Linked DNA regions of Mus musculus: all the other regions are linked to region 2. A link is a loop called in an ENCODE intact Hi-C map of the cell type or tissue named here. Cell type or tissue: gastrocnemius. All regions are shown on one strand. Links, peaks and the distances in the headings refer to the core of each region. The heading gives the core; the rest is flanking DNA.

Evidence for each region. Peaks named below come from ENCODE experiments on the same cell type or tissue, not always from the same donor. Only the 100,000 strongest peaks of a DNase experiment are listed, where the experiment ranks them.
Region 1: a loop joins it to region 2, with 3 times the contacts of the local background. A loop is called at or near these places in 8 of 42 quality-filtered maps.
Region 3: it touches region 2 in a loop (5-fold over the local background); 2 of 42 quality-filtered maps call a loop at or near these places.
Region 4: it touches region 2 in a loop (2.5-fold over the local background); 4 of 42 quality-filtered maps call a loop at or near these places.

The regions. Positions count from the first base shown.
Region 1 is chr1:168,090,585-168,095,286 of GRCm38, forward strand. No RefSeq gene overlaps it. Among named protein-coding and RNA genes, the nearest start is that of Gm51671, 250 kb to the right of the region's middle. In gastrocnemius, for the core only: a CTCF peak has its summit at 2,663; a DNase peak (open chromatin) is centred at 2,673.
Region 2 is chr1:168,211,952-168,216,653 of GRCm38, forward strand. All of the region lies in intron 2 of Pbx1 (pre B cell leukemia homeobox 1), which reads right to left. Among named protein-coding and RNA genes, the nearest start is that of Gm51671, 130 kb to the right of the region's middle. In gastrocnemius, for the core only: no CTCF peak of the experiment used is centred there; a DNase peak (open chromatin) is centred at 2,379; H3K4me3 peaks cover 1,214 bases; H3K27ac peaks cover 2,087 bases.
Region 3 is chr1:168,756,717-168,761,418 of GRCm38, forward strand. No RefSeq gene overlaps it. Among named protein-coding and RNA genes, the nearest start is that of Gm34320, 28 kb to the left of the region's middle. In gastrocnemius, for the core only: a CTCF peak has its summit at 2,323; no DNase peak of the experiment used is centred there.
Region 4 is chr1:168,476,851-168,481,552 of GRCm38, forward strand. Gm39696 (a long non-coding RNA gene) reads right to left here. Exons shown (of 3, transcript XR_865718.1): 2 at 863-1,004. Among named protein-coding and RNA genes, the nearest start is that of Mir6348, 11 kb to the right of the region's middle. In gastrocnemius, for the core only: a CTCF peak has its summit at 2,251 (motif pointing left); no DNase peak of the experiment used is centred there.

The sequences.
Region 1 (4,702 bases), core at 1,333-3,832, 120 kb before region 2:
AGCACCAGCCAAATTTTAAAGCAAACGCCCTGTTTGGAGCGTCGAGGCAAAGCCCTTCCAATACAGCAGAATGCCTCCCTCAGAAGCTCCAGAGTCAGCAAAGGCAAGGCAGGAGTCTTAGCTTCCCCTCCCGCCCTGGGCGGATGAGTTCGCCCTCCTCCTTCCTTCTTTCTAAACCTCCTGTGGCACTTTTAAAACCTAGGCCTCAGCACCCCCCTGGGCTCTTCCTCAAGCATCATTTGGTCTCAGAGAATGCAGACCGTTCTAATGTTAGCCTGAGGAAGCATTTCCCAAAGTGTGATTAGAGGAACACTTGCCTTAATAGGTACTTCTGGTAAAGAGGTCCTTGTGTTCAAATATTGCTGCGTGCATTCTTCCCCTTTGGAAAATTCCAGTGCATAGTAAAATTTCAGCAGAGTAAACGTTTTGAACAGTCTTGCACAAAGAGATGTGTTTCATGGTTTCAAAACCCAGAGTTTCCCAAATATATGTGATCATACCAGATTTTTTAAAACAGTGGTTTGTGTGTATATGTGCCTAAACATACATACATACGTGTGTGTGTGTGTGTGTGTGTGTGTGTGTGTGTGTGCATACTTGCTTGTGTGAGGGAGTTAATGGACATGCCTTTGGAGACTAGGGTCAACCCTATATAATGTTCCTCAGGAGACACCCACCTTGTTTCTTGAAATAGGGCTTCTCACTGAGACCTAGAGTTCCCCACATTATGATCAACAAGCACACACGACACTACAGGTGGCTCTTTATATCAGTGCTAAGAATCAAACTCAGTACCTGGTTCTTATGAGGTAAGCATTTTACCCTTTAAGATATCTCCCTAGTGCCTAGGACATTAATTTTTATTGGAGGGGCTGACCTATAGCTAGTAAGTTAGTACTTAAAATATCTGCGAAGCCGTGCTTAGGGGAAAGGCTCCTGCCATCATTCATAGTTAGGAGGACATGGTTTTATTTTCTATTGTTTGGATTGACTGGTACCCACCTGCATCTGCAGGCATCGTGACATCAATAATAGAGAACTGGCAATACCACCAGGACCTTTCATCAAAAGCAGGGCCCTGGCACATCCCTCTGGAACAGTCTTTGATGAGTGCTACTGACTTATCTTGGAGTCACTATGAATGACATTCAGGGCAGGATGACCTTGCCATTCGGGGCTGTGCCCGGGTCTCTGCAGGACTCTCCAGCAGCAGGTGTATTTCATCTCCTAGCTCCAAGGTATTTGTCCTGCAGCACCTGGTGTGGAGCGATAATTCCTGCCACGGGGATGCTCCTGGTGAGCCACTTGGCAGGAGCCTGGGGCTCAGAGGCTCTCTTCACAAATCTCTAAATCAACTGGCCATGCAGATGCTGGAGCAGCAGCAGCTGTTTCTGAGGCAGAGGCCATTCATCTTCTGCCTTTTAATCTCTTGTTTGTGGGGATCCTGGAAGAGTGCAGGTCTCTGCCACCACACATTGTATGCCTGGGTGCTCACCAAGATTCATCCAGACTATATAATTGCTAGATGCTCTCAGGAAGCCAACACGTGGGTGGCAAGGATCTTTCTTTCATGAAAGGGCTTAGAGGCATGAGGATTCTATTTTAAAGAGCTTAGGAAATGCTGGGGTCCTGATCGATGCTTTCCATGGCCTGAACTCAGTACAAACAAGGGACTTATTGTACTTAGTCTAAGTCCTATACTAAGAGTGGAGGAAGATTTGGGGGCTAAAGTAGAGGACACTGAATCAGGGATTCTGGAAAGGTAATGCTATTGATACATAGAGAAGGCTTTAACTAGAGGCTCTTGTTCACCCCGAGAATCTCTAGCCTCCTGAGAACTGCTAGGTAACTGTGATGTGAATAGAAAGGGAGCCGCACCTATGTGGTAAGTGGATCAGCGAAGAGAACGCAGTATCTGTTTATATTATGGAGGATGCTCTGACAGTATAAACGAAAGGCATTTTCAGTCTGTGGAAATGGGCTTGGAAGACTGAGGGTTTTAGAAAGGGGATGAAGCACAGACACAATGCAGATGGGAAACACAGGGGTGCATTACTGGCTGTGGATGTCGGGGTAGCTAGTCAGGTCTGGACTCATCTGTCCGTGGTCCTCTGCTACTACCCACTTGGAGTCATCCCCTCCCTCTGATCCTTTGGTCCTGATCTATATACCAGCCCTGGTTCCCAGGAGTCTTTCTAGACCTCAGTGCCTGGAGATAGTACTAATCCATGGGAAAGCTCCTGTCTGGCCTCTGTCACAGTCCCTCTGACTTCTGTCACCTTTGGCATCTCTTTCCTCAAGATGACCTGTGAACTGCTTTCCCCTAGAGCCATGGGGTTTGAGGTCAAGGTCCTTACAGACTCCACACAACCTGTTTGCACCATTTAAGCATCGTTTTGGAACTCTGTGTCTTCCTTTTGGAACTTAGACATTGCAACTCAGAGAAAGGCCTTATTTGAAAAAACTTGAGTGGCAAATGTGTGTACATTTAAATAAATAAGAAAGAAGTACTCTGGTCCCTGGGAGTGCCCTTAAATCCTGGCAATGACTATAGTTATCTGTAAAAAGCCGCACTGAGAGCAACACTGCTGGATATAGCACACTCCACATAGACTGCTGACACTGCCTTCCTTGCTTCATATCAAGTACATCAGTCCCGCCATCAGAGGTCCTCAGCACTTCATGAACTGAACACAAGGGAAGTTAGCCTCCAGCAGGCAGGTCCTACTGTTTCAAGTGGTAAGCAATAGGATGTTCTTGGAGATGTGTTCTGTCAACACACACACACACACACACACACACACACACACACCTTACTACATATTCCATAATTCCATACATATATACACATATATCAAAACACAATACATACACATACCACATAAACCACACACAACACAACATTCAATACACACTGTCACACATACTGCATACACACATACACACACTAAACATACATACCATACCACACACACCACACCATACACATACTACATACACACACAAACATATATATTACACATGCTCACATACATACATATATACATCACATACATATATACACACCATTCACATATGTATACCACCCATATATGTAAGAAAACATGCATACAACACACACACCACACATACACCACTCACCACACACACACATGCACACACACCACATATATACATACCGTTCATACTACATACACTATACACACACATCTACCATACCACACACACTGGTGGGTGTGGCTATTGGCTTCTTTCTGGCCCCACTTCATTTGACTATTGCTGGCTTGGATTTCGATGCAGAGCGGTTCAGTCTAGATGCACAGCTATTATCTCTGTGAACTGGATAATCTTAACTTTGAGCTTTAGTCACTGATTACATGGGAAACTACTTCCCTGGTGACTTCAAACTCCCATTCTAATTGCAAGAACACAGAGCGACCGATCTGGGGATGAGGCGAAGCCTGCAGTTGCATTCATTGTGCCTGCAGTTGAACACATCATGTCTGCAGCTGCACACATTGTGTCTGCAGGTGTTCTTTATTATCCCATTGCCTCGATTCCCCTTGTTCTCTTTCCTGCTAGCTCACTTTACACCACCACCTTTATTCTCAGGCCCAACTGGGTAAACTGAAGCCCTTTTTCACCCTCCAGTGACTCATTTGGGAGGACTACACCTCTCATGAACTTCACTAGATTAAAAACTTAAATCTGTCTCTTGTTCATAGGTGGCTTATTCATTATTTTGAACCTGACCAGTAGGGGGAAAAAGTCCTTAAAGACGTAACTGTGTTTATAAATCTAACAAATTCTCTTGGGCGACTCATTGGAAAGAATCCTTTGACTGGGTAACTATAAATTAACCCAAAACACTGTGATTAAATTCCTTAAGAAACGCTTCTGGGTGTAAATATTAGGGGAAAAGCAGTTGCAAGATGTCTCCAGTTTTGCAGACCTGCATGTAGCTGCCTGTCCTAAAGGATGCCCTCTGAGCAGGGGAAAAGCTGGGCAAAGCTCAGCCCAGCCTCCAGGGTGTCCCTGCAGCCACGGGGTGACTTACTCTCCAGGTGGAGCAGCAGGGATGATTTGATGGAAGGGACTTTTCATTGCAACTGTTCTCCCAGCAAAGCTCCTCTCTGGGGACCTCAGACTGGCACCTTTCACCATTGTTAAATTCACTTAAGATAAAAGCGACACCAGGCAAACGACAAGGGAAGAGCCATTAAGGGCTGAGTGTAAGCCTTGACTGACAGGCAGGCTCTCCAAAATGCTCAGCTGCCAGCCTGGCTCCAGCTGAATCACTAACGTGAATGCTGTCCCTAGCCAGTGCTTGACAAACAGGCAGGGCCCAGGCCAAGCCTACAGGACCTCCGTCCATTATTCCCACAGCCTTAGCCTCTGAGAACAGCCACCCACACTCCATCAGCTACATCATCTGCAACCACCTGGAAAGAGGGGACTCCTGCCTGCAAAATGAGACCCTATCTTCTGCCTGCTTTCAGGTCAGTGCCTGCGGGTAGCAAGCCATGGATTATGGAGCTCCAATTCCCTCACTGTGTAGCTGAGAGTGTGAAGATTGGACTCAAGTCATAGAGAATGCATAGACTGTCAGGTCTCTCTCTTAGTCTGTTCTCTCCTGTGAGTACAGAATTGTGTTGATTGTCATGTCTTTTCTTGAGCCTGGGCACGAGGCCATCCATTTGTT
Region 2 (4,702 bases), core at 852-3,351:
ATATTTATGAGCCCTTCACAAATTTTAAAAAAGAAATTACCTCTGAGCTATTAGAAATACGTTGTTTTAGATTGATTATTTAAGATGATCAATCTAATACCATTCTGAGGTGATATTTGAATCCTCATTCATTCATTTGTTCATTCAACAAGGTCTTACTATACACATCCATGCTGGCCTCAAGCTCATAAAACCCCTACTTGGCCTCTACTGTATGCTAGGATTATAAATATATGTCTCACTATACCAGTCTCTAAATCCAGTCTTCTGACTCAGAGAGCCAATGTACTTTCTTTAGAAGAAACCAAATCAAACTCCCTGGGATTAAAAAAAAAATCCCATGATGCTTAATAAGACAGTAATGCGACCAAAGATGTCTCCTGGTGACTCTGCAGCCTATGGTCCTTGCACATGGCCCGCCACTAAGGCATGATGATAGATATCCATCATCCTTTCTCATCCACGACAGCACATTCAAAAAGAACATGTTACCCATCAGTAGGCGGCTGCCCGCCCAGGCAATGCCTGCCCAAAGCAATGTCAGGTATTCCTCTCCTCCGACAGAGCAGGTGCCAAAGATGGCCTCCTAAACTCCCAGATGCAGCAAAAGCAATTGTGAGGAAGAAGAAAGATAGACTGACTGGTACTCAGGCAAGTGACCATGAACAGGTTCATACTGCTGGTTCCCATATGGCTGATATTTCTTTCTTTCTACCTCTCTGGGTTTCAGTCAGGCCTGTGCCTCGGTGCTTTTAAACAACCAAGTTCCTCTTTATCAACTCTCCTCAACCTAATGAAGAGTGTGCTTATCCTTGATTTTTTTTTTTTTGATATTTTCAATAAGGCAGGGAACTCCCTCAGGGTGCTGCAGGAGCAATGCAGAGGACAGTAGTGGCCTATTGTATAACAGTCCTTGCCTACCCAGACTGCAAGTTTCCACGGACAGTGCATTGGGATGCACTGATTCCTGGGTGGGTAAAGATTTACCCAGGTAGAAGTGGGGTGGGCAACAATAAAGGAGCTTAATTTTTACATGGTAAATGCTCTAATTGAATACTCATTCAGAGGAGATTGGGTTTGCCAAGACTCATCACAATTGCTTTACAGACATGTAAAGAAAGGTTCTACCAGAGATTTGAAAATAAGAGAATGAAAAGAAGAAGAAGAAGAAGAAGAAGAAGAAGAAGAAGAAGAAGAAGAAGAAGAAGAAGAAGAAGAAGAAGAAGAAGAAGAAACCCAGAAGAACCGTCCTCCGTCCACACACACATTGCACCATTTCAATTATACTCTACTCATGAAAGTAAACTACACTGGACAATGTGCAAGAAGTAGGCACAAATAGGGGAGCACTTTGTTGTGCTATAGTACATAGGAGGTGATTGCTCTGATGGTCTTGGGGTGCACGTGTGTGTTTGAAAAAGGCAGAGAATCTTGCAGGTCTGTATTTCTTCCCAGGACAAGATTTCAAGATACTAGTACAACAACAACAACAACAAAACAAACAAACTGAGGTATTTGGATTCACTGACCCGGAAATTGTTCAGCTAGTCAGTTAAAAAAAAAATGCCGCCAGCTTTAAAGAAATAAGCGATACGGCTAACAGAAGTGACACTTCCTATTTATGGCTTGAAGTCAGTACTCTGGTGAGCTGGATACAAAATGCTTATTTAAAAGCTCCTTTTTATCTCTCTAGCACCATGCAAGACTCAAATGAACCTTTCACTGGGACACCAGAGATGTTAACACTCGTCCTCCAAGATCCAATTTCAACCAGCCGAGCTGTTACCTAATCCTGCAGCCATCACATATGATCAGGTTCCCGCCTCCCTGATGGGTGCCCAGCACCCCCTCCCTCCTTCCTTTCCCTCTCCTGCCCAACAGCTTTCCCTGAAACTGAGCTTTAAGAGTCCCCTTGCCTGTGCATGCTGGTCATACAGGGTCCCAACAGCCCCACTGGCTGTACATAACACCAAGATATTTATCCTTGTTAGCTAATAATTCTTAAAGGGGTTTCCTACTCACAAATCACTGCCTCCCATTCCAATCACGACAGAGACCAGTCACGACAGGTAAGTGATTTATACAGAGGTTGTCACAGCCTTCAGAAAACACCTGAAGTCACATCAGCTGCTATCACTTGCCCTAGGGTTAATCCGGTGCTAAAACTCCAGCGATAAGGAGACTGTCACAGCCTGATTGGAGCAGCCCTCACAACTGGCCTCCTGCTGTTCATTCTTTATTTATTTTCTTCACACAAGGAGAAAAACAAACCAAACCCAAAGGCACATTCAAGAGAGCCAGTGGGAGGTCTGTGCAAAGGATTGTTTTGTCCTTGGCTGAGCAACACAGCTCCAGAGTCGCTCCTGGCTGATGCCCACTAGAGGGCACTCTCTCCCCACCGAGGACTTGTTTAAAGAAGGGTCCCATAGCTACCAACATCTCCATGGAGCTGGGGAATTGGGATCTACTCCGATTTGAGATTCCCAAATGTGGGCAGACAGGGAGGAGGGCATATTAGCAGAAGGCATTGTTTCAGGCTATGGAGTGAAGCTTGAGACTCGCTCAGCTGAGCAAGATAAAGAGATGGTTGGAGAAGGGACATAAGACTTAGGGAAGGCTTGAGGAAGTCTCTTCATGGTTTCAAGGTACCAAGGCAGAAGAAGGTGCCAAGCCCAAGCCAGGCAGAGCTCTGAAGCCAGTGGAGAAAGAAGTAACCTGCCCTTGTACTTCTAGAAAGTGAAACCATTCATCCGCTGGGACCCTTTGTGCACATTGAATTGTGTCACCTGATGACAGAAAGCACACGCTCTGCTAGCACACTTACAGATTATAAAGGTACAGAAACTTGGCTAAAACAAGGCAGGCTCCTGCCACCAAGATCGAGAGCTCCTGGAAGCCAGTGGTGACATGGTGATCTCCCATGATCTCCCGGATCATGTATTATGCACCTCTTCGGGTCTTTTCAGCGCTCTTGTGCACAGCAGCCAAGTAGGATGTAGAACTATGGCGTCTTAGGCATCTGTGTCCTGCCACAGCTGGTTCCTGACACGTGCCCCACCCTCCGGTTGTAAGTTGTACAGAGAGAACACGTTTGCTCTCCCGTCTCTTCCAGTGCCCATTTCCCAAAACTCAGATCTGCCTTTCATATGTGGCCATTCTAAACAAGCAATGCTATGCTGACATTAAGGCAATGGCTCTCTGTGTGAGGGAGAGTCACCCAAGCACAGGACTGGTATCTGTGAAGGGTTCCCCCGAGGCCTAAGAGTACACCAAACTGCTTTAAGCTTTGTAGAACACCTCCCCCCTTCCCAACCCCTTACTCCTCCACCCCGACCTTTCAGGTTCTGTCATTTCCTTACAGGCATAACCATCCACAAACCGGTGGACACTTCTCCAGCTGGAAAATGACTGTGCTATGAACTGATTCTTCTAAACAGTGTCGGGACCCACATCTTCCATTCCTTAGTAGCCTGAAGCTTGGGGTTGTACTTATAGGCGCTCTTCCCCCGAAGTGCTCAAGCCTCTTCCGTCTTTGATGGAAAAGCTGTCTGGGTGAGTTATTTTAAAGAGTCGTCTATCAAGTAAATGGAAATGATTAACCATTTGATTCCCCCAGTTTCACAATCCAGCATTACAGGCAGCTGCCAGACAACGGTTGATGGATAGGCTCCAGAGAGCCCAGTACTGACGGAACTCAGACCTTAGAGGACCAAGCGGGAATCTTCCTGGCTGCTGGCCTAGAATGGCCTCTTCAGAGGGTTCCAGTGCACAGAATCTATAAATCTGGGACTCACTCTGATACTCAGTATTGTCCCCTTAGAATCACACAGGGCTTCGTTCAGGGTCAAAAGCCTCCTAAAGTGATACCACTTGGTGTGAAGACAAGATATCTTTCAATCCTTCCAATATTTTTCTTGGCTTATTAGCAATCAGGTATGCATAAACAGCATATGATATCAGAAAGGGACTTGTAAACTTCCTTCCAGCAACGAGACAGTAAGATCTTTAAGGATTTCAGTGCAAGCATCTTTATGGAGTGTTTCTTAAGGTATCAAGGCCGCACTGATTTTTCAAAGGGCGCTCTAGCCAGGACCTGGAAAGTGCAGTCATTTCTTCCCACTTGGCTCAGAGCCACAGCACGTGGAGCTGTGGGTGAAGTTTCTAAGGCAGGGGATGACAACAAAAACACAGGACACTCTTGGGATGGTTTTACTATTTTGAGCATTTCTGTTTAGGGATTTTTCTTTAGAGACACAGCAAGTTCTTCTTTTCTCTGGGCTAGCTTTCGGCCCTTCTGGTCACAGGGCTTGTACTTCTCAGGGGATGTGCGGGCATGGATGGATCCTATTCACACGTTCCCTGCTTGGCACACCGAGTCTCCCCGGGCCAGCTGGCAGAGAGAAAGTGAATGCACTGGGCAACAGGCGCCTGCATTTCTGGATGGGTGCCGGCTGTCTGAGTGACGGACTTATAGATCTTAATAGCTAAAGCTTGTATGGCGGCTCGGGAAACCCCCTTTGTCCCAAGAAAAGCTGCAGAAGTCGGGGGGTTGGGGCATGACTTCATACTGCCTCTGCCTTCAGATCCATGTATTTAAGACATCTGAGGAAAGGGAATGAGGCCCGGGAGAGGGCCAGGGTAGGGTGTGTAAGGCCTGGACTGCACATGGGAACTCATGACGTGGGAAAGCATCCCTACTTAG
Region 3 (4,702 bases), core at 770-3,269, 540 kb after region 2:
AGTTCTGAGTCAGAATTCTGCTGGGGACTTTGTTCTATGTTTCTGACATGGTCCCTGCTGATGCTGATGTTGCTGATCTAGGACATATTTAGAATAAGAAAAAAAGAAACTGAGCCCTGGATGTCTCTAGGAGCAGAACTCCATCACTTACCTTGGATCATTCCTCTCTACATTGTTTAGTTGTTATTGTTTGTTTGTTTGTTTGTTTGTTTTATTTTTAAAAATCTGTTATGATATATTGTATACTTTATTTTTTCTTATTACGTATTTTCTTCAATTACATTTCCAATGCTATCCCAAAAGTTCCCCCCTACACACACTCCCCTACCCACCCATTCCCATTTTTTTGGCCCTGGCATTCCCCTGTACTGGGGCATATAACGTTTGCCTGACCAATGGGCCTCTCTTTCCAGTGATGGCCGACTAGGTCATCTTTTGATACATATGCAGCTAGAGTCAAGAGCTCTGGGGTACTGGTTAGTTCATAATGTTGTTCCACCTATAGGGTTGCAGATCTCTTTAGCTCCTTGGATACTTTCTCTAGCTCCTCCATTGGGGGCCCTGTGATCCATCCAATAGTTGACTGTGAGCATCCACTTCTGTGTTTGCTAGGCCCCGGCCTAGTCTCACAAGGGACAGCTATATCACCGTCCTTGCAACAAAGGCTTCTAGTGTATGCAATGGTGTCATCGCTTGGAGGCTAATTATGGGATGGATCCCTGGATATGGCAGTCTCTAGATGGACCATCCTTTTGTCACAGCTCCAAACTTTGTCTCTGAATTGGACATAGTACTACCGGAGGATTCCGCAATACCTCTCCTGGGCATATATCCAGAAGATGTCCCAACCGGTAAGAAGGACACATGCTCCACTATGTTCATAGCAGCCTTATTTATAATAGCCAGAAGCTGGAAAGAACCCAGATGTCCTTTAACAGAGGAATGGATACAAAAAATGTGGTACATTTACACAATGGAGTACTACTCAGCTATTAAAAAGAATGAATTCATGAAATTCCTAGGCAAATGGTTGGACCTGGAGGGCATCATCCTGAGTGAAGTAATCCAATCACAAAAGAACTCAAATGAAATGTACTCACTGATAAGTGGATATTAACCCAGAAACTTAGTATGTTTGTTTGTTTTAGACTCTTTGTAGGTCTCAAACTCAGAGATCTGCCTGCTTCCACCTCCTGAGTACCAGGATTAAAGGTGGGCACAGAATATCAGGGTTTGCGAAATCAAATGTCTTTGTCATCAAATGAAACAAGTATAGTCAAATGTGGCATGGTTAAAACAGCACATTTAAGTCTAAGGGGCTGTAGTTGGGACCCAACCCACCTTTGCCAGTGCTTTCGTTTGTAGACGCTTGGGGCCAGAGTTGACTATCTCTACTTCCTAAGAAAAGAAGAATCCTGCTTTGTTACTCAGGAGGAGGGATCATGATACCATTCTTTCTTTTTGCCATTTGTTCTCAACCTAGATGAAAGAAAGAAATCTACTGATACTCCAAAGTAAGGTACTAGTGTGCCCACCACTACTTCCTGAGACACAGACACACACACACAGACAAACAGACACGCACACAGAGACAGACACACAGACACGGACACACACACACAGTCAGAGAGAGAGAGAGAGAACGTTTAATCTGGCAGAGGGAGAACTCCTGTCTCTCTGGTCTTGGGGTTCTATCACTAATCAGAGTTGTGAGTTGTCAGCAGAGGGAAAGTCTACAGAAATCACTGCAGATATCTTGCTTCTGTTTCATCCTGGTAGCGTCTCACTACAGGAGCAAAACCAAATGAGACACAGTGTTGGTTAAGTTGTGTGTGTGGAGAATCATAGTGAGATTAAGTCAGGTTCCAAACAGGAATTAATGGTGGATTAAAAGTAAAGCTTCTGAAAGAGTGTGCTACCAGTTCCTCTTCAGGACAGGTGATTCAGCAAGAATACACACACACACACACACACACACACACACACACACACACTTCTCTCTGTGTAAAGCTCAGGTGACATTTCTTTTTTTTCCCCATGGAGATTTTCTTGATGGTAAAGTAGGGGAGACCCACAGTAAGTTAAAAAAATGAGTGAAACGCCAGGAGAAAAGGTACTTCAGCAGAGTAAGGTGGAAAACACTAAGTCACTTCTCTCCACAATGAGTGTAAGCTCTGGGTCTCATGGCTTCGTAATACCAGAATGTGCTGCCTTGCTCTCTGATCATCATGGGACAAGTAGATTTCCAGCAAGAAAACCTCAGTCCAAGAAAGGGCAAGTCCAATTACTGCTTCCTCCAGGGCTGCTCAGCTTGGCTAAGAGAGCCTCCCGGTGGCCCCCAGCTTCCTCCAGAGAGAATCATACTTTTCCTGGAAGGCCTTTTCCTCTTCTTGACTTTCTTTTTCTTTTCAAGGGATAGGTAGAATTGCAGGACACTCCATTTGAATCTAAAAGAATATGTTGTAGTTTCCTTCCTTCAAAATTCCATGTACCCATGTGAAATTAACAAACTCAAATGAAACCACAAGTAGGTATCCATTAAGATCTACACTAATCTCCTTGGGTAAGATTCATACTTTAATACACAAAGGAATTTTAGAGACTCCTGTTGGAATTTTAGAATTCTGGCAGGATTTGAGAAAAAAAATGTTTTTTTTTTTTTAATGTGGAAAATTTCTCCCAGAAGCTCGACCTTTATAAAATTATTAAAATAAATGGCAGGATTTGATGCCCCATCATATGAAAGGTAAAATTAGGAGGATCAGGAGTTCAAGATCAGGGTTTGCTGCTTAGCAAGTTCAAAGCCAGCCAGAACTAAATGAGCCCCTGCTTCAGAAAAATAAACAAATAAAAGTAGATAGCAGTTGAATCTGACTTTTTTTTAAAGACAGAGTTATCAGAGGGGGAGGAAGACAGAGAGAGACAGAGAGGGAGAAGGAGAGGGAGAGGGAGAGGGAGAGGGAGAGGGAGAGGGAGAGGGGGAGGGGGAGGGGGAGGGGAGGGAGAGGGAGAGGGAGAGGGAGAGGGGGAGGGAGAGAGAGAGGGAGAGGGAGGGAGAGGGAGAGGGAGAGGGAGAGAGGCTTTATTCTGGCACTATTGTGAAGGGGCTGCCTTTTTAAAATTCACGTAGATAACATGATAACCTTCATTAAGAGGCACTTATCAGTATAGATTCACTTTTGAAAACCTGGAGACAGCAAAGGTCTTATGACTGTCACTATGTAATGGGAGGATACGGAAGCACAATTATTGCCACTAAAGTAAAATCTGTGCTCTCACCAGGGAAAGGACTCCATAGCAACATTGTTATTGACCTGATGCCAACTTCAGGACCTTTAATTATACAAAACAATACTGTTTGTTTACTTAATTATTTATTTTTAATATGTGAAAGTTTGTGATTTGTTCATTGGTAGGTAACTGAACAATTTCTTAGTTAAAAAATGCTTTCAGTCTCATTTAGATGATAAACACATAGAATCAGTAAAATTCATAGAACTACCGTAAGGAATTTTGCTGTTACCAAATATATACCTTGCTGAAGAATAGACAGAAGTGAATAAGAACAGTCAAATTCTTAAATCACCTCTCTGTTTCCTTTTCTTGAATGAATGAAGGTTCTGTAGCCTCTGTCCCTAAAGTGCTTGCAATGTATGGCATGTGTTTCTGTGTGTGGAGAAAGGCAGGCAAGCCAATGAATAATTAAAGGACTGGATAAGACCATAGCCAGAGTGTGAGAACACAGAAGCAGCAGGGGGCTTGATTCTGCCTGGAAACATAAGGCAAGTGTTCACAGAAGATGCCCTATTGGGTTTGAAATAATGGGTGAGAGACTTGATACATAAAACATGACCCAGTTGCTTGTAATTACCTTCAGTCCCATCTAGAAACTGTACAAATATACACACTTAGGGCCCACGAAGATGACTGGATTGAAATCTGCAGTTGAAACCTCTGGTGAATTGTGTCTACATGAAGGATCATGGTTAGGTTGATGGTCCTTACTGGGTCTCGATATTATAAGCAGCCAGGCGTTTTGAAAAAAAAATTAGTGTCTAAATTCTCTTTCTCTTGAATTCCCATAAGTTGCCCTAAAGATCCAAGAGTCAATGTGTAGTTTAGCTACAGGCATGTGTTTGATCGTTCTGGAATGTAACGCTTCTGGGGGTCACAAAGTGGTAAAACGGATCAAGCAGACACAGTGAGGCAGCACTCCAAGATTCCAAAAGAATCTCTCAACTTTCCAAACCATAAATCTGAACGTTATAGAAATTGTTATGACTCTCCGCTGGTGTCTGGGTCTCCAGCAAGCATCCACGGAGGAAAGTTTAGCATGCCTCCAGACCCGGGAGTGGATGGAATTGGAAGGTCTCCAAGTGCAGGGCTGTAATTAGAACACAGGTTCAAGGAGGAAAGCCATTTTTGAAAACCTTGTTGATGGTCTGATGAGCTAAGGGTTATTGGTAACTCTGGGGAGGGGTCCTAGACAAGGCCAGGATGAGGCTCCTTAATTTTCACAACTTCTTTATGGTTTTTGTCTAGCTCTATTGCCTGTCTGCCCTTGCTCTAGTTCGAGAGCAAGCGAGAGAATTTAAACCCCAGAATCCATCACTGATGAACATTACAGGTCCCAGGGCATTCTCACTAGGTCCACTGCAATATTTGGGCTAAGTTCCAATCAGAAAATTACTTTCTATTGACT
Region 4 (4,702 bases), core at 1,193-3,692, 270 kb after region 2:
TTTACAAAGCATAGCCTTCTGGAAGTCACCACAGACTCCATTTATAGCTCTGTTTCATCTCCCCAATTTCTCTGTAGTTGGGGCCTGGAGAGAGTCTCATGGGTTGGGAAGGCAGTTGCTGAAGTGGCTGAGGAAACCGGGAAGGGGAGACTGAATAGGTTATCTAGCCCCTTGAGTACCAAGAGCGGGACAGGACCAGAGCAGCAATCTTAGCCTCCTTTTCAGGCTGATGTAGCACATTTCCATAAATAGAATCAGAATCACACAGTCCTTAGCCCCTTGCTGCTTGATTAAAAATAGGCTGCTGTCTACGTGGACTTGAGCCATGCATGCCTGGGCTCTGTGTCCTTCTGTAGGGCTCCCAGGCCTTTGCTTTGCTGGCTACTCTCATGAAGGACAGGTTTCAGGCACCTGCTTGGCAGGGAGAGGCCTGAAAGACAACATGTCTCTGAAGATATTATGGCTTCTCTTTAAGAGTCAGGAAATCCCCCAATAAATTAATCTTCTTGAAATGAGATTTCAAAAGATCACAAAATGCCAGCCTTCAGTCGAAAAACAGGGTTTTTGTCGTGGTTGTGTTTTCAGACTGTCCATGCTGTGTTTAATTCTTCCTGATGTGTGTTTCCTGCTCATCCAATACATCCCAAATCAACTAACTGCAATGAGTTTGATTATGAAAGTGTAAAGCCAGATAGAAAAATCTCCTCAAATCTTCCAATAAGTACCCAACAAAGTAAGATTTTTCTGTTTAACATCCAAATGAATGGTTTTATAAATGTTGTTATTGTTATCAGGGCTAGAGAGAGAGAGAGAGAGAGAGAGAGAGAGAGAGAGAGAGAGAGAGAGAGAGTTGGTAAAGTACCTGTTGTGTAATCTTGAAGACCTGAGCAGCCATATAAAAAATCAGCATGGTGGCATGTAATGTCGGTGTGGGGGAGGCAGAGGCAGATAGTACTCCAAAGTCAGCCAACCTAGCTGGTGAGCTCCAGGTCCTTTGGGAGATCCTGTGTGAAAACAACAATAACAATGAACAATATAAAACAAGCTAAACAAACAAACAAACAAACAAACAAGGAGCCAGGCCGTGGTAGCACACATCTTCAAGTCCAGCATGAGGGAAGCAGTGGTAGGCAAATCTCTGTAAATGCAAGGCCAATCTAGTCTACACAGAGAGAGTTCCAGGACAGCCATGGCTACATGAAAAACTTTGTCTTAAATAATAATAACAACAAAAACAACAACAACAACAAAAATGGAAGATTAAGAAAGATCTGATACAGACCTCTGGAAGAATTCTACATGCTTGCACAAACATCCACATGCAACTGTATATAAACATATGCAAACCACATACCCGCCTTATATATCCTCCCACTATATATACACATATGCAAACACCATACCCAGAGAAAAATAGTTGGAATAGTTGGGTAAATAAATTTTTGTTTGTTTTTGTTTTGTGGTTGCTTTTTGAGATAGGATTTCTCTGTATATCCTTGGCTGTCCTGGAACTTGCTCTGTAGCTGAGGCTGGCCTCGAACTCCCACAGATCCTCCTGTCTCTGCTTCCTGAGTGTTGGGATTAATCGCTTGCACCACCATTGCCTGACTATATACATATTTTTAATGGCTGTTTTTTTTTTTTGACTCCACGCAGCTCTAAGGGGAAGTGCTTACTGTAGAATGTTCCCCAGAATTCAGCAAGAGAGAGTCAAGTTTGTCCTCAGAGAAGAGCAGCTGAGTACGTCTTTGCCCATGGCTCACCGAACATGTTTTAGTTCCAAGGCTCTATGTTTCCTGGTCAACTGCTCTCTTCCTGGCTGAAGAAGTGAGCGCCATTCTATATTATGCTGTGGAAGCCCTCAAAGACCATGCTTTCTAGGAAAGGGGGACAGGAAGTTGAAAATGTGCCTATTTGTTACTTCTCCAGCACAGTCACCAATACCTGACAGAAAGCTCAAGGAAATAGACATTTATTTTCATTCTGTTTCAGAGGATTTGGACCACAGTTGCTTGGTTCTATGTGCTTGTGCTAAATGTCCTGGAGGCAGGGGTGTGCAGTGGAGGACCGCTGGTCACTCATGGCTGACTGTGAAGTAGAGACCAGGCAGGAAACAGCCAGGCATAATCTACATCTCCAAGGGCCTGCCCCTTGTGAGATCAACTTCCTCAATCTAAGCCAAACTCCTGACACTTCAACAACCTCCCCAAATTGTGCCACCTACTGGGGACCAATCATTCAAAACACTAGACAGAAAGAACAGTTCGTTTTCACTCCATAGCCATGTCCAAAAAGAGATTATCCCCAATGTTTGTTTAAAGATTATTATAAGATGGTCCCCAAATTTCATGGTATTAGTAAGAAGTTTTTTTATGGGCGTGTGGCATGTGTCACCATCATATATCCCCAGGAAACACACAGAGTGCATTATTTTCTGTCTGTTCCACAACGAACTGACTATTTTAAATACAACTAATAGCAATCGCTGTATAGGTTCAAGCAGCCATTAAAATATAGCAAAACACCAAACTGGCTACTAGAAATCCCAAAAGACACAATCTGTGTGTGACACCTGGGTTTACAAGGTCCTATTCCTTCCGGTCTGATAACTATCCCCTCTTACTGTCCTGAAATTTCTGGAGAGAGAGGTAACTGGCCCTTAACATGTCATAAGAAAGGCTCAGTTGTCTAAGTTTTGTTGGATAGCTGAGCAGATGAGGCGTCCACTCAGATTGACGGGCAATCTGATCCTGTCCTCAGGAAAGGAAACAGAACTGACATAGATATAGATCACAGCCTTCTTGCTTTTTCCTGTGTGTGCTTTTTTGACCGGCTTTCTTTAGGGACTCACTGTGGTGCACAGGTTGGGATCATATAGTAGCATATTTGTTTTGCGTTTTGTTTCCACTCATTCTGTGAAATTTATTGAGCGCCTACTAAATGCACCGTGCCATGTGCATAGGCGTTTATTTAATTACATCTTGCTTCATTTGGCAGATTGATTCCATAACCACAGATTAGTTGGCTGGGATTCTGATTCTAATTTTTCCCACAATGTGCTGTGTGGCTGCAAGTTAGGCACCCTACCTCTGTAAGATACCTCGATTTCTTTCTCTGCTGTGTGGAAATAATGGTACGTGGCAGGTGCTTAGAGATGTGTGGAGATGATTCACGTTCAAGAAAGGTGAAGCTTGTGGAGTTCAATGATTTCATCCTCAAAACGCCACTCTGAGATCAGCGCAGGGCAAGGTTTGTTTTAATTTATATTGCAATAGTTATGGGCTCTTCTAGATTTTCTTGTGATTTCTTTCCTACAGTCTTCTAATTTAACAACTGTTTGCTTGATTCCCAGGATTCTGTGTCAAAGTGATTAACTTGGATTGATTGACCAAACTTGAGTTCTTCTCTGAGAGGTTTTCAGTGGCAGTAAATAAATAGATAAAAATTTATACGTATCCAAAAGGTTAAGAGTGATTTTTCGTTTTAGGGGACAACATTTAGGTCTGAGCTTGAATCTGAGTTCTTGAATCCAGTACTTGCTCTATTCTACAGGCATCGTTGTTTCCCCTGAACCTTGAGATAACAACACTCAAGGTCTGGTGGGAAGACTGACAGAATCACACTGTGATTTTCTAAAGTCTGGAATCCTAAGCTAGGATAGCATTTTTCTTCCCGGAGAGTCTCCACCTATCAGCTAAGGAGAAGGGATCAAAGAAACAGGACTACATCAGGTGTCTATGGCGATACAGATAAGACCACACTCTGTAAAACCAGAGCAGAGAGAATATGTAAGAGACGCTGCTGAGGAAGACAATTCTTATGATCGCTGGATGGAAAAGTCAGTCTTCCATGAAACCTCTGTGCCCTGCAGCTGAGGCACAGAGCCATCTCTGATCTGCCTTAAGGGTGGCATTGGTCACACTTAAAACTATTTACCAAGATGAGGAGCAAGCTTCTTCGTCATATCAGGGCTCAGAGGAGATGCGGTTACTCCATGTTTGGCTCATCTTGAGGGTCAGTTTGTCTGGGCTGCACAAGGGCCAGCCTTCTTCAGAGATGAGCGGTTTGGCAGGTGAGCAGGAAAGCTTACAGAAATGCAGAGGAGAAAGAAGAAAATTCTAGAAGATAAATCTGAGGGTTAGCTTTCCCAAAGGGACATGTCATAAGTGATGCTAAGGATTCTGCATTTGGAGTCCTGTCACTTGGACCTCACCGACAGTTTGGGATCAGGTGAGCAACGTGGAACAGAAAAGTGAAGGGAAGAGACGAGCGCAAAGCTGTGGTCATAGTGCATGTGAGGGACAGAGTGGCTTGGAGTCAATATTGAAGGTGGATAATGAGAAGTAGCTGGGTCTACAGTTTTGGATTGAGCTCTATCCCCTATTGGAGGAAAGATTGGAAGAAGTGTATGTACTTGGAGCAAGAAAGCAACCTGACTTCAAATCCAGGCCTATGGAGTTGCAGAAGCCATTGACATGAGCCAGTGGATACGTCAAATGTTGTCTTCATCCCTTGTCTTAGGGTTTCTATTGTTGTGATGAAAACACCATGACCAAAAAAGAAAACTGGGGAGGAAAGGGCTGATTCAGCTTACACTTGGAGGACGGCAGGACAGGAACTCAAACAGGGCTGGAATCTGGAGGCAGGAGCTGCTGTAGAGGTTATGGAGGGGCGCAGCTTACTGGCTTGCTCCTCTTGACTT